2 separate regions of the Homo sapiens genome follow, and region 1 is linked to region 2. Evidence: chromatin loops called from intact Hi-C (ENCODE). Cell type or tissue: ovary. All regions are shown on one strand. Each heading gives the region's core, and the rest is flanking DNA. Links, peaks and the distances in the headings are about the cores only.

Region 1 (5,411 bases), core at 1,150-5,149, 200 kb after region 2:
CTGCTGAGGACAGCTAAAGCAATCTGGCCAAAACAGCCACACTTCTTCCTAAAAGCCTCAAGAGCTGATGGGTGGCAAGGAAACGGCAGAGGCAGGGTCGGCGGTCGGTGGCAGAGGCAGGGCCGGCGGTCGGTGGCAGAGGCAGGGCTGGCAGTCGGTGGCAAGCCCTTCGCAGGCCTCTCAGGCTGGGATGGAAGTCACAACACAGCCCGCAGCAGCCAGGAAGAAGCAGGGTGATGGAAGCCGCCCCTGTGGGCAGCCACGGGGGTGATTCTGCAGTGGTGGGACCCAGGTGGGAAGCCAGGGCCGCTGACTACCTTCCGAGAGACAGCCCGCGGCAAGTGTGTGCCAGAGATCACCTGGCGTGCTCGCTGCAGGGACGCAGACCTCTCCCAGCTAGAGGCCAAGGGTGGCTTCATGGTCTCCTTGAGTTCCGGCTCGGGCAGGGTTGGACTCACACTCAGATTAGACAGTGCTCCGAAGAGAAGGAGCCCGTCACTCCACAGGCAGCCATCTGTCCTCATCTGTCCACTCCCGGTAAACCAAGAGTGGTTGAGAGACAAGATCAGGGGCCCGGCTGGCACCAAGGCTGCACCCAGGATCGGGCTCTCCCTGGATCCCATGGTGCTGGTGGGCCCCATACGGTGGTGGGCTTGGAAGAGAGAGGGTGGGAAAGGCACGGGGGAGACTGAGCTGAGACGGGCGAGGGGAGGTGGCTGGGAGCGGGGATGCTGGCTCCTCACGTAATTCTACTAAGCACCTGCTACGGGTTCAGCCGGGTGGTACCTGGACCTGAGTGTGTGTGTGGACCGGAGGGGTTCTGTGGGCCAGAGACAAGGGGATGCCACCACTAACACCAGCTAGGCCAGGTGTGGCCTGAGATAGGGGAACGCCACCAGTAACCCCACTAGGCCAGGGGTGCCTGAGCCAGAGAAAAGGGACGCCACCTCTAACCCCGGCCTGGGCGTGAGGATGACTGACAGTTAGAACCAAAGGCAGATCTCTTCTCCCTTATGCTACCAGAGGCATAAATTTAAATGAAGAATTTGCGAAGGTGATTCCGTGGCAGGTGCCTATGCTCAGAACATTTCTAAGTGTGTGCATCTGACAACCGCACGACAGAGAATGGCCCCGTCCTAGTTTGGCAGCAGCCCAGCTGGGCTCTGGAAGGGCTGTATGTAGGAAGGGGTGTGGGCACGTTCTGACCACTTCACTCCCCACCTTCCCCCACGGTCCCACACATGCACAGGCAAAGCAAGGCCTTCGACTAGAAAGTGACTTGTTGGGCTGTGTGGACAAGGGCCCCCACTGACCACAGGGGCCAGGGAGTGACCTCCCACGCTGGCCGAGGCTGCCTGGAAAAGTTGGGTGGGGTGGAGGACAGAGCTAGAGCTGGGCTTTCTCCTGATTCAGTTCAACCTCCTCCAAAATGCACTGAACGAGCTATCCAATCTGCTTTTTTCCTTGAGAGTGTATTTTAAAGGTTTTATTTCAGTAGCTCTGCAACCATTTACACAGCTGGAAACAAATTCCACAGACGCTCCTCAGCTTCAGACAAGGTCACCTCCCAATAAACCCTCCATGTGCTGGAAACATCCTAGGTGGAGACTGCGCTTCCCACACAGAACCCACGACCGAGCGGCGCTGGAAACATCCTGGGTGGAGACTGCACTTCCACACAGAACCCACGACCAAGCGGCGCAGCCTTACCTGCCTTAACCTGACAGACACACGCCAGCCTACAGTCCGGCAAAACCCCCTGCACGCAGAGCCCCTCGGGACATTCGGCCCCCTCCTGATCACGTGGCCCGCTGGGGCTGCAGTCACCGCCCCTCATCACAGGAGAGTACTGACCTCATACGGCCAGCTGGGGAACGGTCAAAACTCAAAGTAGTTTCTACCGAATGCACCCTGCTCACACACCACCGAAATCAGATTCCTAAATCGAGCCAGTGTACGTCGCACCCTGTCCACAGACTCACTCTCCTTCAATACCCGACGCTAAAGCTCAAGCCGTGAACGCTGCGACTGCTGGTCCTGTCCAGTAACTGCTGATAAAACCGGCCATGAAACCAAAGCAAACGCCCTTCTCTAGGCCGGCCCCCACTATCAGATCCCTGTGGAACCAACAGCCAATGTGCTCACAGGTCAGGACGCATGTGCCGCTAGCTCCTGGCGGCACCAAGCCAGCACAGTCGAGGGTTGCCAGGAAGCGCCATGGGCCGAGCTCGTCCGGCCCCTCACTCTCCTGGCTCCGGAGGACGAAATGTGTCTCCCCATCCCTCCTCGGGGCCCTGGAGGGTGGTCCCCCATTCCCAGCTGACCCTTCTGGGAGACAGGAGCCTTGGCTCCACGCAAGTGGGGCCATGTCAAAGACCAGCCCGGCGGTGCGCGAGCTCACACAGCCCACCCGGCCCACACAGCCCCGGCTCTGTCCACCAGATTATAGGGGTTGGAGGGGTTGGGGGTGTAGGGGTTGGAGTGGGGTTGGGTGGATATTGGGGTGGGGGTTGAGTTGGGGGTTGGGGTGGGAGTTGGGCTGGGGGTTGGGTTGGTGGTGGGGTGAGGGTTGGATGAATTTGGGGTTGGGATGGATATTGGGGTTCGGATGGGGTGGGGTGGGGGTTGGGTGAATATTGGGGTTGGGGTTGGGATGGGGGTTGGGTAGATTTGGGGTTGGGATGGGGATGGGGGTGCAAATAGGCTTTGTGATGCTTTACCAAGTCCCAGTCTATGCTGCGGAAGAACGCGTGGGACTTGATGTCAGAAAATCCAGTCTGTGGCCGGCAGCCGAGCCTCTCTTTGGGGTCCTGGAGGTCAGAGTTCAAACAAGGACAAGTCAGCCCCATCCCGGAAGCCCCATGACCCCCTCTCCTTGGTGGCCACTCCCAGTGCTGACAAGCCCTCCCCCGATGCTCTGACCCAGGTGGTGGAAATCAGATGTTTCCTTTATTGAAAGTTCCTTCCCCGTACGTTAAGCTCCGTTCCATTTTCCTTGGGCACACATTCTCATTTTGTTAGGTGTGAGTAAAAACGGACGATTCACAGAACACAGAGCTCAAATACTGAAGCGGAAAATCAACCCACACACCCGATACACAGCAGCCGACATGAAAAAATGGCCAACAGCCGTGCCTGGCCCTCTGCCCACCAACACCGAGGCCACAAACGAGATTTTGTCAGCATGGCCAGAAACGTACCTTATTTAAAAATCCTTTTAAAACATGGGAGGCTTTGACGGACAGGAACCGGGGGATCCGGATGGGCTTCTCCAGGATCACTGCAAGGGCGGAGCCTGGTGAGGACTTGCCTGTGTTGTGTGCCATTTGCCCAGTGCCGCCCAGACTCTGACTCTGAGCAAGAGCTTTGGGAGCTCAGCCTTGGGGCCCCGGAGCCCCTCCCTTCCTACAGCCCAGCAATATCTATAACCCGGAGTCCCGCCGGGTCCTCCCTGGGCCTCCTGGTTACATGCGCTGGCACGTGTCGTAGGATCGGACGTGAACCAGCAGCTCCCCTTCCTCAGCCCCAAGATCGCAGGTACACGGGTGCCTCTGCAGGCTGGCCACCAGAGGGCACCGCGGAGACAGCCGCGTTCCCAGATCCCACATCCCCACAGCACTGAATTCCAGACCAGGAGCAGGTCCCGGGGCCTCCAGGTGGGAAGGAGCCCATGATGGTGGCTGTGGGTTTTGGGGGTGGGGGCTGTGCTTTCAGCTCGGTACAGCCTCGGTCAAGGACATGCTGGGGCTCCAGCATGTGCTGCTGGCCAGGGCAGGAGGGAGTTGGAGCTGAATGGGGACAGGTTCTCTTTCCTGCTGACCCACAGGTGTGGTAACCCCACCCCACGGCCCGGGGAGTGGCATGTGACACAGGGTCTGGCCAGGAGGAATGGTTCCCGGTACGCTTTGCATGGCACTGCCGCTCCAGGCACCCGCGGGACCCCTCCACCTGCACCTTTGAAAAGGAAGGAAGACAGTCGTGCAGGTGAGGGGTACGAACGCACAGCGGGGCACGCACCTTGGAAAAGGTAGTCCTCTGTGTTCATGTCCGGGTTGTCGGTGATGATGTCGAACGGGGAGCGCCCGGCCATCATCTCAAACATGAGGACTCCCAGCGCCCACCAGTCCACGCTGAACCCTGGGGGAGAGCACACAGCCATCACCGAGTGGGGCCACATGGGCCGGCAGCAGGACGAACCTGGCTGGCGTTGGTTTTCATGCCCAGTTGACACGAGTGTGAGCCAGGCTTGAGCAGGCGGCACACAGGCCTCTGTGACTTCCACTTCCCAAACAGAACCAGCACCTCCACCTGGCAGCTCGGCCTCCCTGCCACCGTCCCTGACACTACGGAGGTCTCCCAGGCTGCCTCTGGGCTGTCGGTCCTGCCAGGGCACCTGTGACCACACCGGCACGAGGCACTGGTGGAACCTGCGGACGACCCTCCTCTCTCGTTTCTGCTTCTACAGAACTAAGCTTGAAGAAGCCCTTTCGCTGCAGTAACGGAAATACTCTCCTGTGTTTCCTTCTACAGCCATTTTGTTTTTTAAAAAGGTTCAAGTAGTCAACCTGTTGGGAATGTGTTCCAGCGAATGAGGGGTGGGAGACCCTGACCCGTTTTGCCCAAGGACAGCAGCTGTCTCTGCGTCCCCGGAAGTCCCCCTGGTCCCTGCTGAGGTGAGACGCTGCCGCTGTCCCACACGGAATCCCCATCCCAAGCTGGGTTCTAGACTATATTCCAGTCCTCCAATCTGCTGTCTGTCCTTCTCTGGCTACTGAGACTTCCATTGTGGCCGCTGGGGAGCCCAGTTATCCCAGCGGCGAGTGACCTGCCCGCCCTGCCTGCCCCACACCCATTCTGATGGCAAAAAAAATGTGTAAAAATGTCTGAAGGCACACCATGCATGCCTCATTGAAAACACCAGGATGCAGAAGTGGGTGGAGTGTGTACAAACACAGTATGCATGTGCACACAACACACATGGATGCCCGACACACGAACACTCAGCCCAACGGCACACACGCACACAGGGCTGCACACGCGTGCCCACGTCCCCGTTTCACACACGCACACACGGCTGCACACGCGTGCCCACATCCCCGTTTCACACACGCACACACGGCTGCACACGCGTGCCCACGTCCCCGTTTCACACACGCACACACGGCTGCACACGCGTGCCCATGTCCCCGTTTCACGCCCAGAGAGGGGAGAGGAGCAGAAACACTCTGGTGTGCACGGCGTCCTCAGCCGCAGGGCCTGTGGGGTCCTGTCCACACGCTCCTGCACCCCCTGGGGCTCCCCAGACAACAGCTTCTCCCCCAGCCACTCGTGCAGCACGGGGACTCAGGTGCTGCACCCTGTCCCACCCCCGCTTTCTGTGTCTTTCCCCTCCCTGTGCCCCGGGGCTCCCT
Region 2 (5,993 bases), core at 750-4,749:
TTTGGTGCTGCCAGGCTTTGTGGAGTGCCTTTGTGCACAGGAGTTTGGCCTTTTGACTTCTTCCCTGGGAGCTTAAACCATCGATCAGGGCCACGAGGTAGGCGCTGGGACCTTCTTGGACACTGAGTTGCCTCTTAGAACTGCCCTGCCCCTCCAGCCACACCCCAACCAGCGCCGGCTGTTCGTTTATTTTTAGAGATCATTTTATGTTCTGAAAAGACTAGAAAGTGGTAAGTCCTTTCTTCTCTCTCTCCTGGCCTTCACCTCTGCCCACCTCGGATCATGCCCTTGGCACCTCCTACATCAGCTCTGATCCACCCATCTATAGTAGGAGAAACTCAAGGAGACATCGGCTGCTACCCAGGCACCATGAGCTCAGGGTTGGTGAGGCCCCTCCGGGAGACCTGTTCTCCCTCTCGACAGCAGGTGTGTTTTCTGCAAACCGTGTCTCCTGCCTTGCAGCCAGTATTCCTTAATGCAAAGCTCTATGAAGAACCTTTTTTTAAAAATGCATTCTAGAAAAAAATGCATTCCTGAAAATAAACGTGTTACAGCTTCTTCTGACGGAAAATAAGAACAGCGGATCCCAAAGCAGAGAAGGCTCCTCTTCCACAGGGACAGGAGCCACGCGGCTCAGGCCGGTCCCGGAAGCCACAGAGGTCCTGGGCCACGAGCACCCCCACCAGCCTGTGACGCCTCAGCCATCTCCGTCCCCCACACTCCTAGTTTACAGCTTACTGCTCGACCTCCCAGGACCCGAGGGCTTGGGCAGGCCCCACACGTCCTCCAGAACATCCTCGGTGGGAGACGGAGCAGACAGAGTAGAGGCCACACGTGTGTGTGCACATCAGAGTGTCTCCTACCCATGTTGGCAGCAGCGCGGCCCTCCGGGCATCCCTGGCTGTATCAGCTGCGCCGTGAGTGTTGGCTGTCTCACACGCCAGCTTTCCCGGAGTTGCCGCTGGGTGCCGAGCACCTGCTCACTGCACGGAGCAGGTGGCTCCTTCTGGGCGGCTTTGCCTGCCGCAGTCCCCGAGCCTCCTCTCCTCAGCTGGGCGTGTGTGGGAATGCCCAACCGGGGGCCTCCACGGGGCCTATAGCCTCCACGTTTGGGCCTACTGCCCTTGGACCCAGGGGTCACAGTCCAGGAAGCCTGGGCCAGTGGGGGACTCCTGGGGTGCATGTAACACTGAGAATCATGTAGATAATTTGGGGTGTTTGAGCACGCATGGCCTGTGGGGAGTCTGGCCGGCTTGCCTCATGTGGACCCCCCACCACCCTGGGGCAGAGGAGGGGGCCGGCTGTTGGGGCCGTCATGGAAGCACTAGGGTTACACTAGGGCAGGCCCCATGTCCCCTCTGGAACTCCTCACAGTTCACACCTTGAAGCCCAGGCACTTGCGATGGGACCAGCGAGGTCAAATGCAGGACCCCTGGTCCTCACTGTTACCATGAAGTGATGCAAATGGCCGGTCTTCAGAAACCAGAGCTAGCCCCACCCGTGCCACCAAGGCACACCAGCCCCTGAGCAGTCGCAGGGCCCAGGCAGAAGGGTCCGGCAGGCTCCTCACTCATGACGTGGCCTGAGGGGGCTGGGCAGCTGGTCCTCGGAGCCCCCACCTGGTGCACCAGGCCGTGAACCTCAGCAAAGGCCCCGTCTCTTGATGCCCAAGGTTTGGCAATGGTTGGGGGTTACTTTCTCCAGACCACAGCACCCTCGAGGCCAACACTGGGGAAAGCTGGAGCCCCTGCTCTTCACCCCCACCTCCCAGGGCTGTTGAACCCCAAGGAGCACCAGACCCAGGACCCCCCCAGGAGGGCCAGAGGCAGGAAGTGCCTGATGGTGCCAGGGGAGGGTGGATGCCTGACTAGGGCCTGAAAACAGAGGGCATAGCTTCCAATAAAGCATGGAAAGAAAACAGCATGAATGGACCAGAAGTGCTTCCCATTGGGAGAAAGAAGAGCACTCACAACCTCTTCTGCCCCAGGCTGCTTGGAGTGGGCCAGCGCCAGAGCAGTCCCTGCACCAGCCGAGCCGTCCGAGCTTGTCGACTATCAGGGAAGGTGTGAGCCTTCGGCTGAGTGGTGCTGGGAGCTGGGGAGAGCCGAGCACTGCCCGGGGCCTCCTGAGTGCTCTGCCACCCGGCTGGGCAGGGAAGGGAGGGCCCCTCACAGAGGACACCCTTGTGGTCCTGGGGTCGCCTTTGTGACCGAGGGGGACGTATGTGTGTCACCATCATCCTGCACGACTGCTTCCTGACTTTGGAACCGCTGTTTGCCTCTGTGTTTTGGGTGTGGACCTGGACCCCAGTGGCCCTTCCCCAAAGGTCGTGTGACCACCACCACCTTCCCGTGTCCCGTACCGCACACCTGTGCTCACCTGGGTGCCAGGCAGTGGCCCAGCAGGGAGGAGGAGGGTGAGCAGGTGGCAAAATGCCCATTCCTCGGTCCCAGCCTGTGTGTGGCTGAGGCCCCGCACGTAACTCTCCACGCTGGGCATCGGCCTGGACTGTGCCTGGGTGCTCCCTGAGGCCCGGGTGGGAGGCAGCTGCTCCAGGACTCTCAGTGTCCCAGTCTGTGCCGTCAGCAGGAGGATCAGGAGCCTCCCCTGCACCCTATTTAATAAGCTCTTGCTCGTTCCTGCTTGGGGTACATGAAACAGAAACAGCCGAATTGTCAAAGGTGTGATTGATAACGTGAATTAGACAAGACCGGGCTATTGGATCAGTTGAATTGATCACTCAAATGTGCTTGGACTGACCAAGTGCTGCATGAAAGCTTGCCTGGCTCAGCCCTCCCACCCGGACACCAGCGGTGGGTACCGAGGATGCCAAGCCCTGACCTGATTGCTGCGCACCCAGGGAGGGGGATGCCAGGCAGGCTCGTGCCACATACGTGAGCCGCAGCCCCAGACCAACCATGGGAGGAGCCACTCACCCCAAAGGCGGGCTCTGCACCTCTGCATTTCTCATGACTCGAGTGTGTCTGGCTTCCCCTGCCCAGCCACAGCCTCACTGGGTACTCACCCTGGACGCCATATTGCAGCTGGTGTCAGCCCTGCCCCGCAGCTCCACCTCCCTCCTCCTGAAAGCCCGGGGCACCTTCCAGAGGCCGAGCAGGTGGAAGGGGGCAGAGACCAGACATCGCCATTCTCATCACTGACGGTGACGGGGGCCCCGGACGCCCTGAAGAGCCCTCAGCTGTGCGCTGACTCGCGCCTCTCCCCGTCCAGCGTGAATGAGATGAGAGACAGTGAGGACAATGGTCCCAGGAAGGGACCCTCAAGAGATGCCAATCAAATGCGTTGGACTCTCACCCAGTTTGGTGGGAACGTCTGGAGTCATAGGACAGAGAGCTGAGGGGGCAAGGCTGAGGGGAGGTGCTCTGTGGATGCAAGGGTGCCCACGGCCTCCAACAGGGCATGGCATGGCCTCCAGGCATGCCGTGCAGCAGCAGTCAGGGCAGCCCATGGACTCTGCGCCAGTCCTTGGTAGCTGAAGCCCAGAACCACTCTCACCTGACCCCACATGTGGTCAGCTCTGGGGCCCCCATCCACTGTAGTTGCCAGTGTGGATGGTGCTTGCCCAGAGCCCAGGGTGGCACGGTGAACCGGACTCTGATCTTCAGGGCAACTGTCTAGGCCGATGGGGTGACGTCAGTGGTGCGCTCAGCTTGGAACACTGCAGGAATGCAGCCGGGTGGGTGCTGGCTGGGATCTTGGGGTCTGGGAGCTGGAGGAACAAGAGCCTCAGGAGCAAGGGCCCTGTCCAGACAGCAGCCGGGCCTCTGCCCACCTGGCACCCCGAGCTGGCTGCCCAGCCTCTCCTGAAGCTGAGAGCTGCCTTTTTGCTGCCTCCGGGCACCCACGCGGGCTGCCAGTTGTCTCGGATCGGAGCCCCCTGCCTGGAGGCGTGAGCCGTGCTCCCAGCCAGCAGCTGTGAGTTGCCCCCACCCTGCCCCAGCCCTTCATGTACTGTGGCTCTCCCTGGCCTTTGGGGCAATCCAGTCGCCTTCAGGACTGTCTGCAGAGGCCCTGTCTCCCTGCAGCCAGAGAGAGCTCCAGCGCCATCCACTTGTCCCTGATCTGCCACACTCCTCAGCCCTGGCCCTCGGCCCTCGCTGTCTCTTCCCACACATCCCAGGGCCCAGGATCCGTGGAGAAGCCCCAGAAGGCACACGCTGCGCCCTGCAGACCTGCCACCGCTGCCTCGGGGTTCCCCTGGGAAAGGCACCCAGGGAGGGCCGGGCAGGGAAGCAGGAGCCCACTTGGCTCCTGCCAGAGAGTGAACAGAAGCAAAACGTGCCTTTGGTTAATTTTTCTTCTAATAGAAGTAATTCAGAGTCAAATGAAATACCATTTAAATTTTCCATGAAAATAATCACCCTGCTATTTCACATGATTTTCCCAGGCTTTGTTGTATGACTTGGAAACCAGGCTTGTTATGAAGGAGGCAGAGTTGGGGTGTACAGCGAACAGGCATTTCTCCCAAGCTCACGGGCACATTTTTTCAAACTGTGTTTTTTAATTGGCCTCTTCATGTATAAATGAACAGTGTAACGGACAAGCAGGGCACCTTAATCCCAACGCCACAGTCGGCCAGTTTGCGGGTTCAGGCCTCCTTTATGATACATGCCACAAACACAATATCTTTGTATTAAAAGGATTTTTTTTTTTTGCTGAAATGTGCCCCTTCGAGGTTTTGTTTGCATTTTATATACTGTGCCGTTGTTCCCATACCTCCTGGCATCGTTAAAATTCCAAAGGGAGTATATTTTGCAAAGCAAATTGGATTGCATTCTAATGAAACAGTTTCTCACCACCGAGGGACAGGCTGCAAGGACCCTCGAGACGATGTGGTTTTCTAGCAGCCTTTGGTCCTGGGGCCCTGCTGTAGCACCAGGAAGCTGCAGTGCCATGCGGGGACCCACAAAAGCCCCTTGGGAGCCACCAGCCTGAGCCTCACCCTTCTCTCTGCAGGGACAGTGGCACAGCGACGTCTTCAGTGGACTGGGCAGCATGGCCCACTGCTCAGGGGTCACCTATTATGGGTTGTGGATCAATGGCCACCCAGCAGGTAGGTGTCCCTGCCTTCCTGTGGGCACTGTGAGGTCCACTGTGGGGTGTGTCCCTGGCCCCCGGGCAGCCATATGGGAAACACTGACCAAGAGCACACTGGGGAGGGGTGGGGCAAAGTGGAATATAAAACCCCACCCCTTTTAAGGAAAAACATGTTCTAATCTGATGTCAAAAGTGGTCCTGCTGCAAGTGGGGCTTCCCGGACTTGGGGCCTGAGTGTCTGGGGGTGGCCTCGTCATGGCTGCGCTGTCCCCCAAGTGGCCTCTGTCCAATTTCCCTGAGCCCTCTGCACTGTGATGTGGCCACAGGGTGGCCTCGGCTCACAGAAGGACCAGCCAGTTGGGCCTCCTCTGGGGGCTGCCTCCCGAGCCACCCTCCCTCTCCCCATGGTGTTCCTGGTGGCCTCTGGGTGGCCTCTCAATAGATTCCAGGATGAGGGTGCCACCCCAGGGGTCAGTCTAGCCAGGGACACAACACTCATCCAAACCTCGGGGCCAAGTTCACGACACAGGTGCAGGTGCCGCCAGCACCGACTCTGGCCCTGCGCCGGGGCACCTGCAAGGTCTCAGCCCAGGCAGCCCCACACATACCTCCTGGGTTGGAGGACCTTGGGGGACCAAGACCTGTTAGCTGGGAGAGGTCACAGGGGTGACGGGTGACAGTAACTGCTGCCCTCAGCACAGACCCGCTGGCCCCGGGCTCCTCGTGGAGGCTGAGATCTTCGGGAAGGCAGGAGTGGCCAGGTGCCTGGGGAGCACTGAGAGGTGGGTCCCAGCACCCGCACGCACACAGTGCACCCTGCAGGGGATCCTGGGATGGAGGCCGAGCCTGGGTCCCGGCCCAGGTGCTTCTCCCTCAGGTGGAGTCTCCGTGAGGGGCCCCTGGATCCTCAGCAGAGCCCTCCAGGAGTGTCTTGG

What was found. A loop is a pair of places that touch in the nucleus more often than their neighbours do. Peaks named below come from ENCODE experiments on the same cell type or tissue, not always from the same donor. Only the 100,000 strongest peaks of a DNase experiment are listed, where the experiment ranks them.
Region 1: a loop joins it to region 2, with 3 times the contacts of the local background. A loop is called at or near these places in 2 of 110 quality-filtered maps.

The regions. Positions count from the first base shown.
Region 1 is chr1:2,172,623-2,178,033 of GRCh38, reverse strand. PRKCZ (protein kinase C zeta) reads right to left here. Exons shown (of 18, transcript NM_002744.6): 14 at 4,018-4,137; 15 at 3,201-3,280; 16 at 2,721-2,810. Among named protein-coding and RNA genes, the nearest start is that of PRKCZ-AS1, 8.5 kb to the left of the region's middle. RefSeq lists an enhancer at 1,860-2,468 and a silencer at 4,022-4,188. In ovary, for the core only: CTCF peaks have their summits at 1,837 and 3,546 (motif pointing right); DNase peaks (open chromatin) are centred at 1,843 and 3,543; H3K4me3 peaks cover 608 bases; H3K27ac peaks cover 1,312 bases.
Region 2 is chr1:2,373,542-2,379,534 of GRCh38, reverse strand. MORN1 (MORN repeat containing 1) reads left to right here. Exons shown (of 14, transcript NM_024848.3): 7 at 4,978-5,074. Among named protein-coding and RNA genes, the nearest start is that of MORN1, 15 kb to the left of the region's middle. RefSeq lists a silencer at 4,106-4,300. In ovary, for the core only: no CTCF peak of the experiment used is centred there; a DNase peak (open chromatin) is centred at 3,084.